Regions from separate parts of the Mus musculus genome. Here region 1 is linked to region 2. A link is a loop called in an ENCODE intact Hi-C map of the cell type or tissue named here. Cell type or tissue: heart. All regions are shown on one strand. Links, peaks and the distances in the headings refer to the core of each region. The heading gives the core; the rest is flanking DNA.

Region 1 (4,395 bases), core at 184-4,183, 130 kb before region 2:
TTGCTCAGCCTGCTCTCTTATAGAGCCAAGACTACCAGCCCAGAGATGGCACCACCCACAAGGGGCCTTTCCCCCTTGATCACTAATTGAGAAAATGCCTTACAGCTGGATCTCATGGAGGCATTTCCTCACCTGAAGCTCCTTTCTCCGTGATAACTCCAACTAGTGTCAAGTTGACACACAAAACCAGCCAGTACAAGCCAGATGGCAAGTACAGGCACTTGATGCACAAACCTGGTAACCTAAATTCGATTCCTAGAGTCCACATAAAGATGAAAAGAGAGAACTGACTCTATAGGGCTGTTCCCTAACCTCAACATGTGTGCCATGGCATGTGTGCCCAAATACGCATACAACCCAGGCACAATCCAATAACTAATAATACATTTTAAATACGTTTGCTTCAACTTTTCTTGCAGATTGGACCAGGAATGTAACTCAGTTGGTAGAGTTCTGTGTAGGTAGCACAAGGCTGGCTCTATGTTCAATCCCCAGCATAAACCACGTGTATGACTGTACTACTTTGCAGGTGTAACCATCACTCAGGAGGTAGAAACCATGGATCTCAAGTTCAATATCATCCTTACCTACATAGCAAGTTTGAGAACTTGTTTCAAAACAACAACAAAAAAATAATAACAAAAAAAATAGTTGGCATCTATTTTTAAAAACAAAGAAAATTTAAGAACGCATAACTGAATATACTAAAATACTATTATTGGGTGTGTGTGGTTCAACTGGTAGAGCGCTTGTGTAGAATGCACAAAGCCCTGAGTTCAATCCCTAGGAACCAAATGTGGTGACACGCTCTTGTAATCCCTGCACATGGGATTGGAAGGTAAAGGCCATCGCGCTTCAAAGCCAGACTGGATTACAAAAGACCCTGTCTCAAAAATATTATCATTCAACATATAGTCAAAGCGTTGAGATATTTTTACATGTTTTGATTATATAATCAAAATCTGACCTGTAATTTACTTTTACAACACATCTAAATTTAAGATAAGCACACCTGAGCACTAGGTAGCCAGCCATCTAGTATCTGCAAAGCTGAGCTGATTTCCAAAGAGATCGCTTTATTTTTCTATTTATATATCATGACTCTGGGTAACTTCAGTATGAAGGATAGCCAGAGGAGGTGCTAAGATGGCTCATAATCATTCTGGAAGGGAGATTTTATAAAACACTAGCTATTAATGCAGTGTGGTCCGTGCTGTATGCGTGCACAGAAGAAATCCGAACGGCGAGGTGAAAGGCACAGTATATGGGGAGAGAACCAAAGACTGCATAGAAGTGTGACCTGGAAAGAAAGTTCCAAGAAAGGAAGGCAGCCGGCTGTTGGTAGATAGGAGTTGCAAGTTTTCAAATGTTCCTGATCAAAGAGAAAGGTTTCACAGGGTGCTGGCTCAAAGGGTGTTCGAGTGTATAGGGGACAGAAGGTTGTGGCGCGGTGGGTGGGCATTGATCGAGAGCGCGACTTACAACTTCACGTCCTCTAGGGTAAGCAGACCCGGAAACCGAGAGAGTGGCCGCTGACTAGCAGGACTTTCCTTGGGGGAACGACTTGACTTCTCTGGCATAGCAGGCTCGTGGTTCTCCAAGCATGGAACACGTTCGCCTACTCACGCTGGCTGGAGTTTGGAAATCAGCCCCGCCACTCCTGTGCCTCAGAGTACTAGGAACTTGCAAGTCCACTTCTGGCCACGTGGAGCCCATCTTTAGTAAAACAGCACAGACGACTTTAAAACAAGCGGCTGGCTGAAAATGAGTCCCTGGAAACGGTTGCCAGGGCCAGAAAACTGCGATTCCCAGAAGTCATTTGGGAAGCTTTGGTAACAAGTCGCTGGCCAATGCACTACTGCTTCCTGTGTCGTGAGAGCTTTAGGGCTCGTCTTTATGGAGTTTACCTTTGACTTCGGTAGAAATTCTTCCGGGTTTCTTTCTTTCCACAAGATGGCAGCGTCTGAAGACGAGTTACTGCTGCCGCGGCTTCCGGAGCTCTTTGAAACAAGCAAAAAACTTCTGGAGGACGTGGAAGTAGCAACTGAACCCACCGGCTCCCGAACAATCCAGGATAAGGTGTCCAAAGGACTAGAACTCCTTGAGAAGGCTGCTGGAATGTTATCGCAGCTTGATTTGTTCAGGTACGGGGGAGAGGGCAGGAACCGCAGAGAAGGAATGGCTAGCAAGGGCAGAGCCATTGCACTTGGGTGGAAAGGACCTTTAAGGCTAAAACCGCGCGGTTCCTACTTGTTCACCCGTGTACATTCTTTCCATTCTCCACTTTTCTTCTGAGATGCTTAATATCCCAGAACAATGCTCCCTCGTGTACGGCTGACTGCCTGGTCCTTGGGTATGCAAGCTCAGCCACTTTCTTTTTAATCTGGCCAATGTCTTTGCACCACTCTCTCCCAGCCCTATTCTTCCCTAGAAGCAGGGGCCACGGCTTAATGCTCAACCAGGCTTCACGGCCTCCTCTTTGCTCTTTGCAGCCGAAATGAAGATCTGGAAGAGATTGCTTCCACCGACCTGAAGTACCTGATGGTGCCAGCGTTGCAAGGAGCCCTCACCATGAAACAAGTCAACCCCAGCAAGCGTCTAGATCATTTGCAGCGGGCTCGAGAACACTTCGTACATTTCTTAACTCAGTGTCATTGCTATCATGTGGCAGAGTTTCAGCTACCCCAAACCAAGACTAACTCAGCTGAAAATAATACTGCTAGCTCCTCCATGGCCTATCCAAATCTCGTTGCTATGGCATCTCAAAGACAGGCTAAAATAGAGAGGTGGGTCAATGGCTGTAATTTGAGGGCTGTAGTTGGGGGTGCATGTGTTTGTGTGGTGTGTGTGTGTGTGTGTGTGTGTGTGTACTACAGAATAGTGTATTTTATTTTCTTGGTTCTTAATGAACATAGACCCTGGTGAAAGCAAACTTTCCTGAATCTTAACAAGCCTTTGTGCCATTGTTGAGGGGGTTGTGCTAAAACTTCAGGACCACCCCCCCAGCCCCTCAACACACACCTTAGGGTCATCACTAGTAGCAGTGTTATTCTAACCATTAGGTTGATCAAAGTATACCACAACCTTTTCCATGTCACTGCATAATGCTGTTTGTATGGGGTAAATATTTCAAAAGTACACAATATCTTGAACTATTTACTGAGCAATTCTGTTCAGAATGCATACAGGCTGGGATGTCTAGCATCCTGAATTAATCATAGCCCTGGTACAGCATCATGTTAACCTTGATTTAACCTTAGAAAATTCCGTGAATGCCCAGTGTCTTAAGAACAAAGTTAGGCACTGGGGATACGAACTGATTGGGTGTTTGTATGAATGTGGGTGATCTTTGTGCTCTGTGGGGAAAAGTAGCGTAGAAACAGCATGGCAGTATAAAATGTTGTGAAGGGAGAGGTGTGGAGTACGGTGGAAGCAGTCAGGGGCACCCACAGGCAGAGAGGGGACCTGTGGGAAGACTAGGCTTCTCAGGAAAGGGGGTGCTTAAGGGGACTAGGAGTGTGAGGCTGGGGAAGAGGAGAGGATGGCATTCGCCCGTCAGAGCAATAGCGTTGGTAAAGCCACAGAGGCCTTAAATAAACAGCTGGGAGGGAGCTGTATGGGCGGAGAACAGTGCCCCCTCCCAAGCAATAAAATAAGGCTGGAGCCAAAAGGTGGAAGAAGGCAGAAGGAATAAGGAGGGAGAGTGCTGTAGGGTTCACATCAGAACAGCAAGCTTAAGAAGATGTTCAAATCCCAGGTCCATCGTTAGGTACTCTGTGATTTGAGGGTAGGTTACTTATTTCCCCAAGGTGTAAAATGGAGATAGCAAGTCCTCCTTCACAGAGTATTTTTATGAAGGATTATCGGAGAAATACATAAACTCTTAGCACAGCTCAGTCAAGGTCAAGTGTAGTTATATATCTAGCTAAAAGTAAGATGGCAGAAGCAGGGCTCTGGGTTTGAGTTTCAGCTTTCCTTATAAAGCATTGGACTTTGAGTAAGGAAGATATTTAATCTATCTAAGCCTCAGGTTCAGTCTTAGGTGAAATTAAATAACAGTGGTAACTATTTAATATGATTAGGAAGCATACATTGGCCCAGCACCCATGAGTAGATAGACAGCACAGATTGGGTTATAAAGAAACAAAATGACAAGGAGATGGGAAGGCTTGGTTTGATCTGGAAGAAGTTGCAGGTAAATATGACCAAAACACTGTACACAGTATGTATGAAATTCTGAAATAGTTAATAAAAATATATTTAAGTTATAAACATGAATTGGGATAGGGGAGAGCATAAATCCAGGACTGAGCCATGTTGAACCTGAGGTAACCTACAAGATATCTAAGTACAGATGTCTGATACCCTAAAGCTCAGAGGTAAGACTTGGACTAT
Region 2 (4,395 bases), core at 140-4,139:
CAAAATGGCAAAAGACCAACACTCAGCAAATGCTGGAGGGCAGGGAAAAGGGAACTCTCTCATTCCTTGTTGGTAGAATTGCAAACTGATGCAGCCACTCTGGAAATTAGCATGGAGAATTCTCAAGAGGCTAAAAATAAAGCAACCATATGACCCAGCTATACTGTTTATTGGCATATGCTCAGAGGACCTGGCATCCTACCCTGAAGATACCCGCTCAACCACGTTCATTGCTGTTGATTTCAAAATAGCTAGGATATGGAGATAACCTCAATACTCTCAACTGAGGAATGATACTGAAACATATACGCTATATAGTATTAGTCAGCTGTAAAGAAAAATAAAATCAAGTACTTTGCAGATAAATGGATGGAACTAGAAACGATCATATTGAATGAGGTACCCTAAAGATATACACAATAACAATCGATGAAAGAAATTAATCAAAGAATATAGAAAAGGCCACAAATTTGAAAGAGGTCAAGGAGAGATATATGGAAAGGTTTAGAAGAATAGGGTGGGGGGAAGAAATGATATAATCATGATCCCCAAAATAAATTTGAAAAATGGTGTATGTACCTGCTTATCTGTATGTGCACCACATACATACCTGGTGTCTGCATAGAGATCCCCTAGAACTGCAGTTACTGATGGTTTTGAGTCACCATGTAGGTGCTGGGAATTGAACCTGTGTTCTCTGGGAGAGCCATCAGTGCTTTTAACTGCTGAGGGATCTCTCCAGTCTCCATGGCTGGAACTTTTGACCATATTGACTACACTTCTCAGATAAGTTGCTTTTTGTGTTTATTATTTACTTACTATGTGAGCATGTATATGAACACATGTGCCATGGCATACATGTGGCTGTGTGTGGGAGGATGTCCTACAGAAGTCTGTTTTCCTATCATGGGGATCTAGCTCAGGGCATCAGGCCTGGCACTAAGTACCTTAGCTTACTAAGCCAAGTCATTGGCCCATATTGTCTTAAAAGCTATTAACCGGGAATTGTTGGATCTCCTTTCCCAGTTTCTTAGGCTGCAAGCCACCTGAATTATTAAATAATATTTAATCTGAAATCCAACTCAGTGTGTCACTCTACTAGGTCTTGAAGAATTTTTATTATTCAAAACAAGAACCATATTAGTAAAATGAAAAGAATGAATACCTGTGAACCTCATCTGAATGCTGCAACCCCCTTAATACAGTTCCTCATGTTGTGGTGACCCCAAACCATAAAACTATTTTTGTTGCTACTTCATAACTGTAATTTTGCTGTTTTGAATCACAATGTAAATATCTGATATGCAGATGGTCTCAGGCGACCCCGTTGAAAAGGTCGTTAAGGCTTCCCCAAACAGGTCTTGACCCACAGGTTGATAACTGCTTTCCTAGAGCAAGATCTTTACAAGAAACTTCTGTGGGTCTCTTTCTAGCTCAGCATTATGAATCTCCAAGGTCTTGTGCAGGGAACCGCAGCCTGGTGTGTTTGTGACTACAGTGGCTATGTCATATGGAGAAGATGAAAGGTAGTTTTCCTCCTTATCCTCTGGCTCTATTATTTCCACCCCTGAACTTTTTCTGCAATGTTCCCTGGACCTCAGATAGGGTGTAGAACTTTTAAGTGCTGCTAAAAGAATGACTGCTGAATTAATAAATTATGATAAGGGAAAAAAATCTCAACTGGAGGCTACAGAGATGTCAACATTACACAACCATGAGAACATGAGTTTGAATCCCATAGTGTAGTTAAAATGCTGGGTGCCTGTCATGGTGACACACACCTTTAATCCCAGCAGAAGCAAGTGGATCTGAGATCAAGGCCAGCCTGGTCTACCTAGCAAGTTCCAGGAAGAGGCAGAGCTACAAAACAGAGATTATATTAAAAAAAAAAAGGAATTGTGAATGTGGTAGCTCACACCTGTAATTCCAGCACTGGGAAGGTAGAGAGAGGAGGAACCCTGAGGCCTCCTTGCCAGACAACCTGGCCAAATAAGAGATTCAGGTTCAGTGAGAGATCCAGTCTTCAGAAATAAGATGAAAAGTGAAGAAAGATGACCAATGTCAACTTTGGACCTTCACATACAAAAAAAAAAAATAAAAATAAATAAAATCAATCCTGCTACCCACAGCTGGGGTCTATATGCACCTGTATCCTCTGAACTTCAGAAGCTGAAGCAGGAAGACCACAAGTCCAAGGCCAGCTTGAAGTATGTACCAAGAACCTACCTCAGGAAAAAAAGAACTGGTAACTTAATAACTATGGAAATAGGACTTTAACGTTCAGCAGACACAGCGATTAGTTTTGTGGAAATAGCCAAGCTTTTCTCTCCCTGATGGCCACTGGGGGTCAGCAGAGCAAATAGAAGTATAGAATTCCTAGGAAGACTTAAGCTAATTTTACCTCCAGCTCTGCTCAGAAGGTTCAGCACCAACAATGTCATAGAACTGAGTCTCTAGTCATGCCTTTAGTACAGCTGAGGTAGGACTCATGGGAAGAGCCAGTTCCCACATTTCAGCCAGTTGAAATGTTATCTTGCTTATTTAAAAGAGTAGATTCCAGCCTGGGTGGGGGTGGGAGCGGTGATTCACACTTTTGATCCCAGTACTCAGGAGGCAGAGGCAAATGATCTCTGTGAGTTCAAGAGGGTCTACAGAGTGAGTTCCAAACCAGCCAAAGCTACACAGAGAAAACCTGCTTCAAAACAAAACAAAACAAAACCAAGCAAAACCAAAACCAAAATCCCAAATAAGTAAGTAAGTAAATAAATAAATAAGGTAAATTCCTGGGTTCTCTCTCAAATGAAAAGAATCACTCTCCAGAGGAAGGTAGGAGATTCTGTCCAGCTCCAGGATTCTTGCACGTGTTTGCTTGCCACTCCCTGCAGGCGAAGAATAGACAACTTTGGGAGCCGGTTCTCTCCTTCCACCATGTGGGTCTTGGAGATCAAACTCAGATTGTCAGCCTTGGAAGAAGGCATCCTTTCAGCCCAGAGAGTCCCCTCGATGGCTCTGCTCTCCCTAGGATTCTTTTTAAGTCAAATGTTGGGCTTTCACTGTAGCAGCACCTCCTCCAGAGAAAAAAAACCTTTCAATTATGACTGGGTATTTTAATGTCATTCAATGGAGACGACACCGTCATGATCTGTGTAAGATATGTAATGTTCAGTCACTAGGACAAAGGAAAGCTATTTGGGGGTAGGGTCAGAAAAAGGAGGAAGTTGGTAATTCCCACTAACTACAAGTGGGAAACCACTTTCCTACTGCTATCTGTGAAAAGGAATAATCTATGCCACTTCCTTGGCTTAAGTTCCAGATCAGAGAATGTGGGAAAAATATATCAACACCAACCCCTACAGCACCAAGTCGAACACTCCTGGGGAAGGGGCAGTTTTACCCAGAGCCCTTGACTCTAGGGATCCCTTAGTATTGAGAGACAGGGTTGCTCTGTGTAGACCAGGCTGGCCCAGACTCAGAAATCCGCCTGCCTCTGCCTCCCTTGGGATTAAAGGCGTGCGCCACCACTGCCCAGCTCCCTCGGGTATTCGATGGCTAGTGTTTTTTAAGCTCCCAAGTATTCTGGCCTGATAGAGATGTAAAGTAAGTATGACGTTGCTGTTTCTCCCAGTGTTTGATTGATGTATTTGTTTTCCTCAATGGCATTTTATATTCAAGCAGTAGTATCACTCAAGCCACGTTTATTCAGTATTGTGTTTTTACTTTGGGTGGGGGCGGGGATGAGCAGGACGTGTCTCCTTGGAGTTTCCTAAGTGTATGGGACTCCAAGGTATATATGTACAAGGACTGGATGGCATGGCCAGGCAAATCAGATGGAAGGTTCCCAAGACTTTTTTTTTCTACTGATTTCTACGAATAAAATTAGCTGTATAAGTGACCAATCTAAGGTACCTGATAAACGCCAGTTGTTTTCTAGTTGGCTTTTCCCCACAGGCTACAGGCATCTAGACATCACTATCTTTCTCCTTTTCCAGAATGAAACTCACCTAGCAAACTAGGGAACTCCTAGTACAGTACAGTACATAATACAGCTGGTAAGCCGTCACCCCATCCTCCCCATCCACTAAACCAGGACGGTGTGGAGAGTACAATTTCCTGACTTCTCCAACTTCTCAGAGGTCTAGCCAGCTTGTCCTGGCAGATCCCACACGGAAGGCTGTGGGCTGCAAGTCTCTAGTGCACAGTCCGTTCCTTTTGGCGATGATAATCTGGGGTAAGAAAGAACACAGCACATGATTTTCAGGATGAGTTCTCAACTTCTGGGGCTTGCCATTATCCATATTTCAAAGACTTCTACTTACCTAGAGCCCTGCCATATAAGTAAAAAAAGAAAAAAGAAAAAGAAAAAAAGAAAGTGCCTTACTGTAGGGAAAGAAGCGC

The links. Hi-C counts contacts between places; a loop is a spot of excess contacts. Peaks named below come from ENCODE experiments on the same cell type or tissue, not always from the same donor. Only the 100,000 strongest peaks of a DNase experiment are listed, where the experiment ranks them.
Region 1: a loop joins it to region 2, with 2.5 times the contacts of the local background. A loop is called at or near these places in 1 of 42 quality-filtered maps.

Annotation. Positions count from the first base shown.
Region 1 is chrX:100,492,413-100,496,807 of GRCm38, forward strand. It overlaps Igbp1 (immunoglobulin (CD79A) binding protein 1), which reads left to right and starts at 1,879. Exons shown (of 6, transcript NM_008784.3): 1 at 1,879-2,144; 2 at 2,493-2,786. The coding sequence starts at 1,954. It also overlaps a transcript of Awat2 not described here. In heart, for the core only: a CTCF peak has its summit at 1,925 (motif pointing right); a DNase peak (open chromatin) is centred at 1,799; H3K4me3 peaks cover 2,128 bases; H3K27ac peaks cover 1,087 bases.
Region 2 is chrX:100,619,205-100,623,599 of GRCm38, forward strand. Pdzd11 (PDZ domain containing 11) reads right to left here. Exons shown (of 7, transcript NM_001356384.1): 6 at 4,379-4,395; 7 at 3,667-4,223. The coding sequence ends at 4,189. Among named protein-coding and RNA genes, the nearest start is that of Pdzd11, 4.5 kb to the right of the region's middle. In heart, for the core only: a CTCF peak has its summit at 2,342 (motif pointing right); no DNase peak of the experiment used is centred there.